Linked DNA regions of Mus musculus: all the other regions are linked to region 2. The links are chromatin contacts, found by Hi-C or POLR2A ChIA-PET in ENCODE. All regions are on one chromosome and are shown on one strand. Each heading gives the region's core, a stretch centred on a gene start or an enhancer-like site at or near the end of the contact. The rest is flanking DNA. Distances are from core to core; before and after follow the strand shown. Region 1 holds the start of Tmem169 (transmembrane protein 169). Region 2 holds the start of Smarcal1 (SWI/SNF related matrix associated, actin dependent regulator of chromatin, subfamily a-like 1). Region 3 holds the start of Mreg (melanoregulin).

Evidence for each region. A loop is a pair of places that touch in the nucleus more often than their neighbours do. ChIA-PET counts read pairs that join two places held with the same protein, here RNA polymerase II (POLR2A).
Region 1: a loop to region 2 is called in a map of regulatory T cell, with 3 times the contacts of the local background. The contact joins the promoter of Tmem169 here to the promoter of Smarcal1 in region 2. A Hi-C loop is called at or near these places in 1 of 37 maps with a recorded cell type or tissue (regulatory T cell). POLR2A ChIA-PET finds 5 or more read pairs at or near these places in 1 of 5 experiments (embryonic stem cell).
Region 3: a map of v-Abl transformed pro-B cells shows a loop between it and region 2 (3-fold over the local background). The contact joins the promoter of Mreg here to the promoter of Smarcal1 in region 2. A Hi-C loop is called at or near these places in 2 of 37 maps with a recorded cell type or tissue (both v-Abl transformed pro-B cells). POLR2A ChIA-PET finds 5 or more read pairs at or near these places in 2 of 5 experiments (both embryonic stem cell).

The regions. Positions count from the first base shown.
Region 1 is chr1:72,282,556-72,285,705 of GRCm38, forward strand. It overlaps Tmem169 (transmembrane protein 169), which reads left to right and starts at 1,818. Exons shown (of 3, transcript NM_175564.4): 1 at 1,818-1,911. It overlaps Pecr (peroxisomal trans-2-enoyl-CoA reductase), which reads right to left and starts at 1,766. Exons shown (of 8, transcript NM_023523.6): 1 at 1,538-1,766. The coding sequence starts at 1,661. It overlaps Gm51631 (a long non-coding RNA gene), which reads right to left. Exons shown (of 3, transcript XR_003947863.1): 3 at 1,943-2,193.
Region 2 is chr1:72,581,412-72,584,610 of GRCm38, forward strand. Smarcal1 (SWI/SNF related matrix associated, actin dependent regulator of chromatin, subfamily a-like 1) reads left to right here and starts at 1,840. Exons shown (of 17, transcript NM_018817.2): 1 at 1,840-2,027.
Region 3 is chr1:72,210,721-72,213,834 of GRCm38, forward strand. It overlaps Mreg (melanoregulin), which reads right to left and starts at 1,587. Exons shown (of 5, transcript NM_001005423.2): 1 at 1,297-1,587. The coding sequence starts at 1,391.

The sequences.
Region 1 (3,150 bases), core at 568-3,067, 300 kb before region 2:
TCCAATGATAAATACAGCAGTACAATGTTCACTTCTCTTTTAGGTGTAGGAAGTATTTCCCTAGGGACATACCCCAGGACTCTCACAGCATCTCCAGGGCTGAGTGGCCTTATATTTACAGTCATGCCACAATACTCTGTTGGCCGACCCCAGAACTGGTGTAGTGTTTGCCCAATGCAAACTTACTCAAAAAGAGGTTCAACAACTAGCAATCCACAGAAGAGGAACCAAGGTTCTGCAAATTTGCTGACAGAGGCCAAGATCCTGACCTTTGTACTAAACAGGTACTGGTTGATTTTTTTTTTTTTTTAATAATTCCTCCTCCCAGGGGAAGTTTCCTGGTGGAAGACAGGCTGGAAGTAATGGTAAAGTGCAAACTGCAATACTGTCTTGTTTTTTTTTTTTGCAGTGTACTGCTGATAAGATAAAGTCAATCATTTCTCCATGTATTTATTTCTTGTGTTAGTTCAGCATGGAATGTCAAGGCCAAATCATTTCTCATTTGTTCCACTTGATGTCAGATTTTTAAAAATCTACTTGTCAGGGCTGGAGAGACGGCTCAGCAGATAAGAGATCTGTCTGCTCTTCCAGAGGTCCTGAGTTCAATTTCCAGCAACCATATGGTAGCTCACAACCATCTGTAATGGGATCTGATACTGTCTTCTGGTGTGTCTGAAGACAGCTACAGTGTACTCATATACATAAAATAAAATTTTAAAAATCTTTAAAAAAAATCTACTTGTCAAAGCTCTTTGCACAATACAAGCGTCGTGTTGGAAATACTTTTCAAATATGCCTTTATAAACTTTGCACTCTTCCTTCTTACCCACATCTTCGAGGCAGGGTTTCTTTGTGAAACCTCGACTGACTTGGACCTCGATCTGTAGACCAGGCTAGCCTGAAACTCACAGAGATCCACCTGTCTCTGCCTCTTGAGTGCTGGAATTAAAGTCATATGTCACCACCACCTGGGAACAGTTTGCTTTGGGTTAAGAGTAAACCCAAAACCCGGACATGGTGGCGCACGCCTTTAATCCCAGCACTCGGGAGGCAGAGGCAGGCGGATTTCTGAGTTCGAGGCCAGCTGGTCTACAAAGTGAATTCCAGGACAGCCTGGGCTAATAAAAAGAAACCCTGTCTAGAAAAAAACAAAAAAAACAAAACAAAATAACAAAAAAAAGTAAACCCAAAGAAGATGCACATTCTCACATATTTAAATATTAAATGTAACTATTTTCTTCTTGATGGCTTCCTTGTGCGTGTGTTTACGTGATCATTCTAAGTTTAATAACTTTTCCTTTTTCTTGCTTTTAGCACAGGGGACGTGAGAAGAAAATCTGATCAGGGCCTCTCAACATTTCTCGGCTATTCGGAATAAAACCTCTGTTATTTCGTTTTCCCTCATTGCTCAGCTCTGCAGACCGGAGCTTTGCAACCTCTTCCCGGTCCGCCAGCACTCCCCTCTGTCTCTGAACCCAGTTTACCCGAGCTGGACCTCTGCGGACACTAGCCCAGCCCCAGAGGCCTGCTCACGTACCCAGGTGCAGGAGCTCCCGGGAGACGGCTTTTCCAATGCCTGTGCCCCCGCCGGTGACCACGGCCACTTGGTTCTTCAGCAACCCGGCCGCTAGGTAGCTCTGACCAGTCTTCCAAGAGCCCATGGCCACAAAGTGTCTGTCTCTGAGTTCTTGCTAAAGCTAGACCACGTGTTCCTCAGAAGTAGCTCTATTAGTAGCAGTCCTTGGCCACGTAACCAAACAGACCCCGCCCCTAAGTCCGCGTGGTCCCGCCTCAGGCCCCGCCCAGGCCCCGCCTTCGCGGCGCGCTAGGCCTCCTCCCAGAGCTGGACCGCTCCTGGCGGCCGCCCGCAGCCGTCTGCATCCTCAGCTTCCCTCCTGGGTCCCAGTGAAGGTGTGGGTGAGACTCCTCGTTCGATTTTTTTCATATTTATTTTTAAATGTCGGTGACATTGGGGGGAAACGACAGAGGAATGAAAAGAGAGTGAGAAAGAACGAAATGGGAAGGATATTTTCTGTTCTGAAAATCCAATCCTTGGGGCCATAGCTCCCACCGTTAATTAAAATTACATCTCCAGAGCATCTGTGTAGAGAAAGGCTGCAGGTCTGGGCCCTCGCAGTACCGATCTGCAACAGACATCTGGCTGTCTGGGCTTCAGCAGCTGTGTGCAGAGGGCTAGGAAGTGGGGAAAGGCTTAGGTTAGCTGAAGGGAAGCCATCCAGGTCCCAGATCCCTTCTTCTTCAGGGAGGGAGTCGAAAGGGAGGAGGGGGTGGGGCAGGAGAGGGCACACAGTTGCAGTTATCCACAGAGCCTAAATAATGAATGATTAAACAAAATGATTTTAGGCCACCCTCACCTCATTCTCAGTGCCCCACCCAGAAATGAAAAAAAAAAGCACCCTTCCATAGATTTGAGACCTGGTCCGTTTCATCTGGGTTATATAGCAGCAGATAAAGATGAATCGTTGCATGGTTCTTGTAAGATTCATTTCTAGGTTTATGGTTTTGGAACCTGCCTTTTAGCTCCTACCTTCAGCAAGGAACTTATCAGCTCCCAGTTGGTTCCAAGGAACAATTTATTGTTCACATTCTGTTTGTTTTGAATTAATTATTATTATTAATTTTTTTTTGAGACAAGGTCTCTCTCTCTATAGCCCTGGCTGTCCTGGAACTCACTATGTAGATCAGGTTGGCCTGGAACTTAAGAGATTCCCCCTGCCTCTGCCTACTGAATGCTGGGATTAAAGGCATGGGATACCATGCCCTGCCCTTCTGTTTGTTCATTTAAAAATTAACATTACATATGTGTGTGTGTGTGTGTGTGTGTGTGTGTGTGTGTGTGTGAGAAGACGAATTGCAGGAGTCAGTTCTCTTCTTGTACCGTATGGGTGCCACCAGGGATTGAACCCCATCATCAAGCGCAGCAGCAGCAGCCTTGCCCTCTTAGCTCTTTTCTGTTTATCTCTTTCCTTATGTCGGACTATGCTAGGTCATTGGTCTTAATCCAGGACAACAGTCTTTCTAACTTTGCCGGGGGTGCTCTGTTTTCCCTTTTCCAGTCAACAAATGCCATTTGTGTCTGTTTGGGGAGGTGGCGGTTGGAGCCACTACTTAAAAAATTCACAGAGAGAA
Region 2 (3,199 bases), core at 590-3,089:
GAAGGGCACAGCACTTGGTCTTAAGAAATTAACTGTCTCTGCAGGGGATAGGAAGAGCAAGACAGGTGCTGGCTAATTAGTAGCTGTTCACACTGTGAAGCAGGAAATGGATGCTGAGTAGTAGGGAAAACCAAAGATATAAGATTTACCTCAAATACTAGCTGTAAGTGTTGCAGCTCTAAGGAAAAAGGCTCTGCTACACAAGTTCTTATAGCTGCCTGGAAAGATTCCCCAATGCAAGTGTTATAGCTCTGCTCCAGAAGGGGATAGTTCTCCAGGCAAAGTGTTTTGCCAAAGCTCTGCTCTGTCCAAAATGTTACAGCTCTGAAGGGAAAGGAATCCTGGCAGTTGGGAATACCACAGAGTCACACCACACAACAAACTTGCCACAATAGACTTCTTGGAAGGTGGGAACTCAGGAGGGCAGCTGCCTCTGCTCCAGTGAGAAGCAGCAAAGGACTGGGCAGAATGCAGGGTTTATATAGGATTTCTAGAGGGTGGGTGGGATTTCCAGAGTGGCCTGGGACTCAAGGATTGGTGGGATTTTTTTTTCCTTGTAGGGTGGGGCTTGAACCCTCTCCAGCTACACTGGTACAACCACTAGTGACATCTGCAGGGCAGAGCCTGGCCACTTGTGTGCCTTGAGGGTTTATAACCTTTACAAAGTATACTTTTACAAGAGTTCAGGCACTGAAAGCCTTCCCCTGCCCCTTGAGTTGGCATGAATAGCCAACACTAGCAACATTCCTCTTCCTCCTGTTGTGGGCTGCTATTTTGATAGCTCCTGTGTTCATGATATCTTACTGCAGTCCACCTCATCGTCTCTTCTTATTAAAAAACACATCACATTTCCCTAAATGTCTGGTCATTTCCCCAATTAACTCTGTATTCAGAGATCTATCTCTTTGCAATGAGCTCTGTTTGAAAACAGAATCGTTTCAACCTTTCCGTGTACGCTGATGATAGAAGAATATTATATTCAACCATTGGAGGACAGAAAGAATGCTGTGCTCAGAAATGGAGTCAAGTAACCTTGATAGTATCTGATAGATGGGAGGGCTTTGGAATCAGAATAACAAAGTAGCTAAATACAGCCTGGAGAAAATTGTGGACCAGTCCTAGTTCCGTTTTCTCATTTATAAAATGAGGATAATGGAGCTGGGTGTGTGGTGCACAACTTTAATCGCACTCCAGAGAAGGATCTCTGTCAGTTTTAGGCCAATGATACATGTTAAGATCCTGCCTTTTGAGGAAAAAAAAAAAAAGATATAATAATAATCTTATGATGGTGCAAGTCTGTAGGAGGTGGAGGCAGGAAAGACATCCTCTGGTACAGGGTGAGTTCTTAGACAAGTCTGGGTTACATGAGTTACTGTCTATGTTTCATAGGTTGTAGTTCGGATTAACTTAAGTTCCTATTAATGATCAGCACGCTGACTGATGGAGGCTCTAAAAATTTCAATTCCTCTTTGGTCTAGGAAAGCAGATACTCAGCAGCGGCTGGGGCTTATAAGGACGGCACTATTAGAAACGGGTGTGCCAGGAAAATCTTTATTAAGTATCAAATCAATCTGGCTGTCTGACATGTCTGGAGACACCCCTGACACTGAACGCTCAGCCTTCCTTACGCCTGATTAAATGTTTGGAGAAACTGAGAGCTACAACTCCCAGGGTGCACCACACCTTGACCCGCCCACAACGTTACGCCTCTCAAATTCACCAACCTCCAATGGGCAGGCTTTCCGATTCAAACTACAAACCCCAGAAGGCCCTACACCAAGTGTACTATCACCCACAATTTATGACCGGGATCTGCGGCCGTACTGGCTGTTGGGAAATGTAGTTCGACGGTGGCCGAGCCATTCAAATGCCAATGGCCCGCTCCAAGATGGGTGAAATTGTAGCGCTTGAATTCTAGTTCCTCTAACAGTCCAACCAGAAGCGAAAACTGCCTAGGCAAGGCTCTGAAAGACGCTCCTGGTCTAGGGCTGTTCTGCTAAGGTGCCTCACCTTACTGGCCTCGCTAGGTAAGAAAGTGGGCTGCGAAGGAGGTAGCAGCATTGGAGACGGACGAGACCAAATACGGCAAGAGGAGGGAGCAGTGGGGACGGGAAGATCCAAGTGGAAATGCTAGAGGCAAAGTGGGGCGGGGCGTCCCCTTTTCTCAGGCACCCAGGATGTGCACAGGAAGGGAAGGGAAGCCCAGGTCTCAGCAAAGAGGAATGTCTATGTGGTGGTGTGCATTTGTGGTTTATGGTTTATTAGTTGGACCTCTCATTCCGTGGTCTCATCTCCCCAACTGGGTCAGTCAGCATACTAGGCCTTGGTAGGTATAACCCTAGTTGAATACAAGGCTGAGAGTTTTCATTGCTGCTGGCTGGCAGGCTTGAGTGTAACATCTGTGAGAGGAGATGTTTTGGGGTGCTTTGTCTAAAGGGAGTCTTAGCAAGGATTAAAATGTAAACCCTCTGAAGTCAAGAGTCTAGAGCTTTCTTTGACGGCTGGCGGTGCTACTGGAGTATTTCCTATGTTACAATCATTATAATATAAAAGTAACTTTTATCCTGTTGTAGTTGTCTGGGAGGCTCACTGCCTCCATCTGCTAACCTAGGCCTAGTCCTGGAAGCTTCTAGCCTCCTTATATTCTGATCTGGGCCTTGAATGTTTTCAGCCCCTTGAGACTTGCTGCTGAATAAACTCACCCTTTCGTGTTTTTTCTGAACTCTAGCTGGCTGGTTCAACTCAGCTGTTCTGGCTCAGACTTCTTTCCCCAGCTGACTGATTCAGTCTGGCTTTTCTCTCCGCCTCTGAATTGCTCTGTTTGGTCTCAAACTCTAGGAATCTGGTTCTAATCTTCTGGCTCCTTCTCATTCTCTTGCTCATTCTATCTTTACCTGTGTCTGACCTGTTCTTTCTTCAGCCTGTCTCTGTAAAGCTCTCCCGGTAAAACTGCCTCCGCCTCCCTCTCTGCTGCTCTACTCTTTCTCTCAACTCTACCGTATCCTGTGCTGTACTCTCTCCTCCTGCACTGTCTGTCTCTCCCTTAAGTGGCTTCCCGTTCCTCATGAGAGTTGGGCATATCCTATTCTGTCAAATCTTTCTGATTCTCGTCACTTTGTCTGCCACTCAATTAGACATCGTTTTCAACATGGGTGCTTTCTCCTACAAACTAACTTTACCTTCATTGTTTTGGAGTCAA
Region 3 (3,114 bases), core at 337-2,836, 370 kb before region 2:
AGAGTGTGTGTGTGTGTGTGTGTGTGTATTTGTGTGTGTGTGTGTGTGTGTGTGTGTGTGTGTGTGTGTGTGTGGTGCCTTGGGTATCTAGATATATTTCATGAAACACCTCACCAGATAACAAGATGATAATTCCAAGTCCTGACTCGCAAAAGGGAGATGAAAAGGGGCCACAAGGCCACTTTAGGAAAGGGTAGAAGGCAAAAGGTCACCATTGGCCAGGAGCTTGGAGGGACTAAGAGTAGATTGTTCCTACAGGGGCAAGTACATCCTGCTTAATGCGCTGGAAAATAAGAGCAGACAGGCAGGATGGGTTATGTAACTCTGCAAAGTCAGGGGAAGTGTCTGGACTTGACAGAGTAGGGCAAGGTAAAGCCATGCTTTGCTGCTTCTGCCAGAGTTGTGCAAGCAGGATTGGATTCGTTGCGTGTCCCTTAAGGAAGGGGTCCTGGCTTCTGCGCTTGTTCACCAAGCCTAGAATTCCACCCTACATCCTGTGCCCTAATTTCAATTCTGTTCCCTGGGGCACGACTTGGTGGGACCTCATTCGATAAGGTTAACCTGGCATGGTGGAACTTAATTTCAGCAAACTCACGATAGGGAGGAAGAAAAAAACAAAAAACAAAAAACCAACATTTTAAGGAAAAATAAAAATCACAGTCCTATCTCTTCTCTCTCTAGGAGCCGGCAACCACGCTTGGGTATGTCTTATTTCTGAGTGCCTTTTTCTTCTACCCCTCGTGCTTATACGTATATTAAAGTATCGCTTTAGGGGAAAAAAAAAAAAAGTCAAGCAAAGCTGTGCACAGGGTTCCTTCACAAAGCCTCTTAGCACATTAGCTAATGAGCATTAAATGTCCCCACATTTCAGTTTAAACCCCCGAACAGTCAATTGGCTGTCACTGGTACAGCACGCATAGTTTTATCACGAGAAAGATTTCCTCAGTCACTGAAATCGACTTCTTTCGGTCATGACATTGGAAGAGATAGCCAAACTTTTTTTTTTCATCTCAGTGCCAAGGAAACCCACGCTCGTCCGTCTCATCCGATGAGACCCCCTCTGGAAACTTCTCTTCCCGGCCCTTTCCCCTGCAGCAGTCAGTGGCGTTTCCCAGGGGCATCCGCTGCCTCCGAGGAGCCACACAAAATCTGAACCAAGGATCCGGAGCTTAAATCGTCTTGTGCGAGACCGGGGCCGAGGGGGGCCGGGTGGCACCGCGGTGTGACCTCACAGCACCCCTTCCCCGGTTCAGACGACACCCGGGTCCCCACCCCGCGAGGCGGCCCGATACGCACCTGACCAGCGGCTCCTTCTCGGGCCGCGCGGGCTCCTCCAGGCACCGGCACGGGCAGCAGCAGCAGGCGCTCCGTAGCCAGCGGCGCAGCCCCATGGGGAGCGAGGCCCGGCGCCGGGATCCCGGAGCCGGGCGCGCGATGGCGGCGGGGACGCGGGGACGGGGACAGGGACGGCCGCGGCGTCACGGGCCGGGCCGTGCGCATCACGCCGCGGCCGGCCGTGGGGACGCGAGCTGCGCGTTTGCCGCGGGAGCTTTTCCCTCTCTCTTTTAATTCCCCGGGTGCCGCCCGAGCGCATGCGTCCTGCGACGCCCACGGCTGCCCTCTAGGGAGCGAGCGCGCTCCAGGCGCCCCGCAGAACCCCGGAGGTGACCGCTGAGCAGCAGGGGTCTGCTGCGCGTGGCCGAACCCAACTGTCCTTTTAATTGGCTTCTCTGCAAAGGAAATGGTCTCCCACAATACACGCTTTGTAAAAGTTTTTTTATTTTTTCAAACTTCCAGCCCTTGAACACTCTTAGGGGAAAAAAAAAAAGCAACCGCTTGTGAGTTCTACAACTGTTATATTACAAGAGATTTATTTTTGTAAATTACAATGTGAGTGCTGGGAACAGAATCCTGTCTTGTGTAGCGCCATCTACCTCACCAGCCCCCAGAAATCCCACTTTTGTTTTTTTATGTCCAAGCAGCAGATTACCGCACCAAATGTTTGTGGTTTTGTTTTGTTTGGGGTTTTGTTTGTTTGTTTGTTTTTATCTTTTGAAATTAAAACATTGCATTGCCCCACCCACCCTCACCATTCCCTTTCTCCCTCCAACCCTTCCCATGCACACATTTTTGTGCCTGGCTCTTTTCACTGATGTCATGCAGACTGTATGTGTATCTTTCTGTCTTCCTAACGCAGACCTAATCTTACCGATGCCAGTGTTATTTAACCAGACCGTGAACATAATGGTGAACATGTTAACCAATCCCAGCCTTTTGTACTGAGGGCTGCAGTGCACATCCTTGAACTGCTGCACTTGGGAGCTTCTACACCAACTGAATAAAGATGTGGCAGTCGACTTGCTGTGTCATAAGATGCCCCTTTAATTTTTTTTTTAAAAAAGATTTATTTTATACATATGTGAGAACACTGTAGCTGTGTTCAGACACACCAGAAAAGGGCATTGGATCCCATAACAGATGGTTGTGAGCCACCATGTGGTTGCTGGGAATTGAAATGAGGACCTCTGGAAAAGCAGTCATTGCTCTTAACCACTGAGCCATCTTTCCAGTCCACCCCTTTAATTTTAATGAATCCTGCCAAATTGCTTTCCAGTGTGCAATTCAAATTTAGACTCTGGCATACAAACCCTATACTCAATATAAAATACAAGGTGTGATCGCCCAGGGAGTGTCACTATCAGAAAGTGTGGCCCTGTTGGAGTAGGTGTGTCACTGTGGATGTGGGCTTTAAGACCCTCATCCTAGCTGTCTGGAAGCCAGTATTCTGCTAGCAGCCTTCAGATGAAGATGTAGAACTCTCAGCTCCTCCTGCACCATGCCTGCCTGGATAATAAACTGACCCTCTGAACCTGTAAGCCAGCCCCAATTAAATGTTGTCCTTAGAAGAGTTGCCTTGGTCATGGTGTCTGTTCACATCAGTAAAACCCTAAAGCAGAAGGTGTTTTGCTTCTTTGTCTTGCCTTTGCCAGTCTGATTTACTTGAGAAGTATTTAAGCTATGTGTGAGGCATGTTTTAGGATGGGGATACAGCAGTAAACAAGACCAGCAAAAAGTGAACATTCTGGTGAGGGGTGGTTAGACAAGGAAATAAGC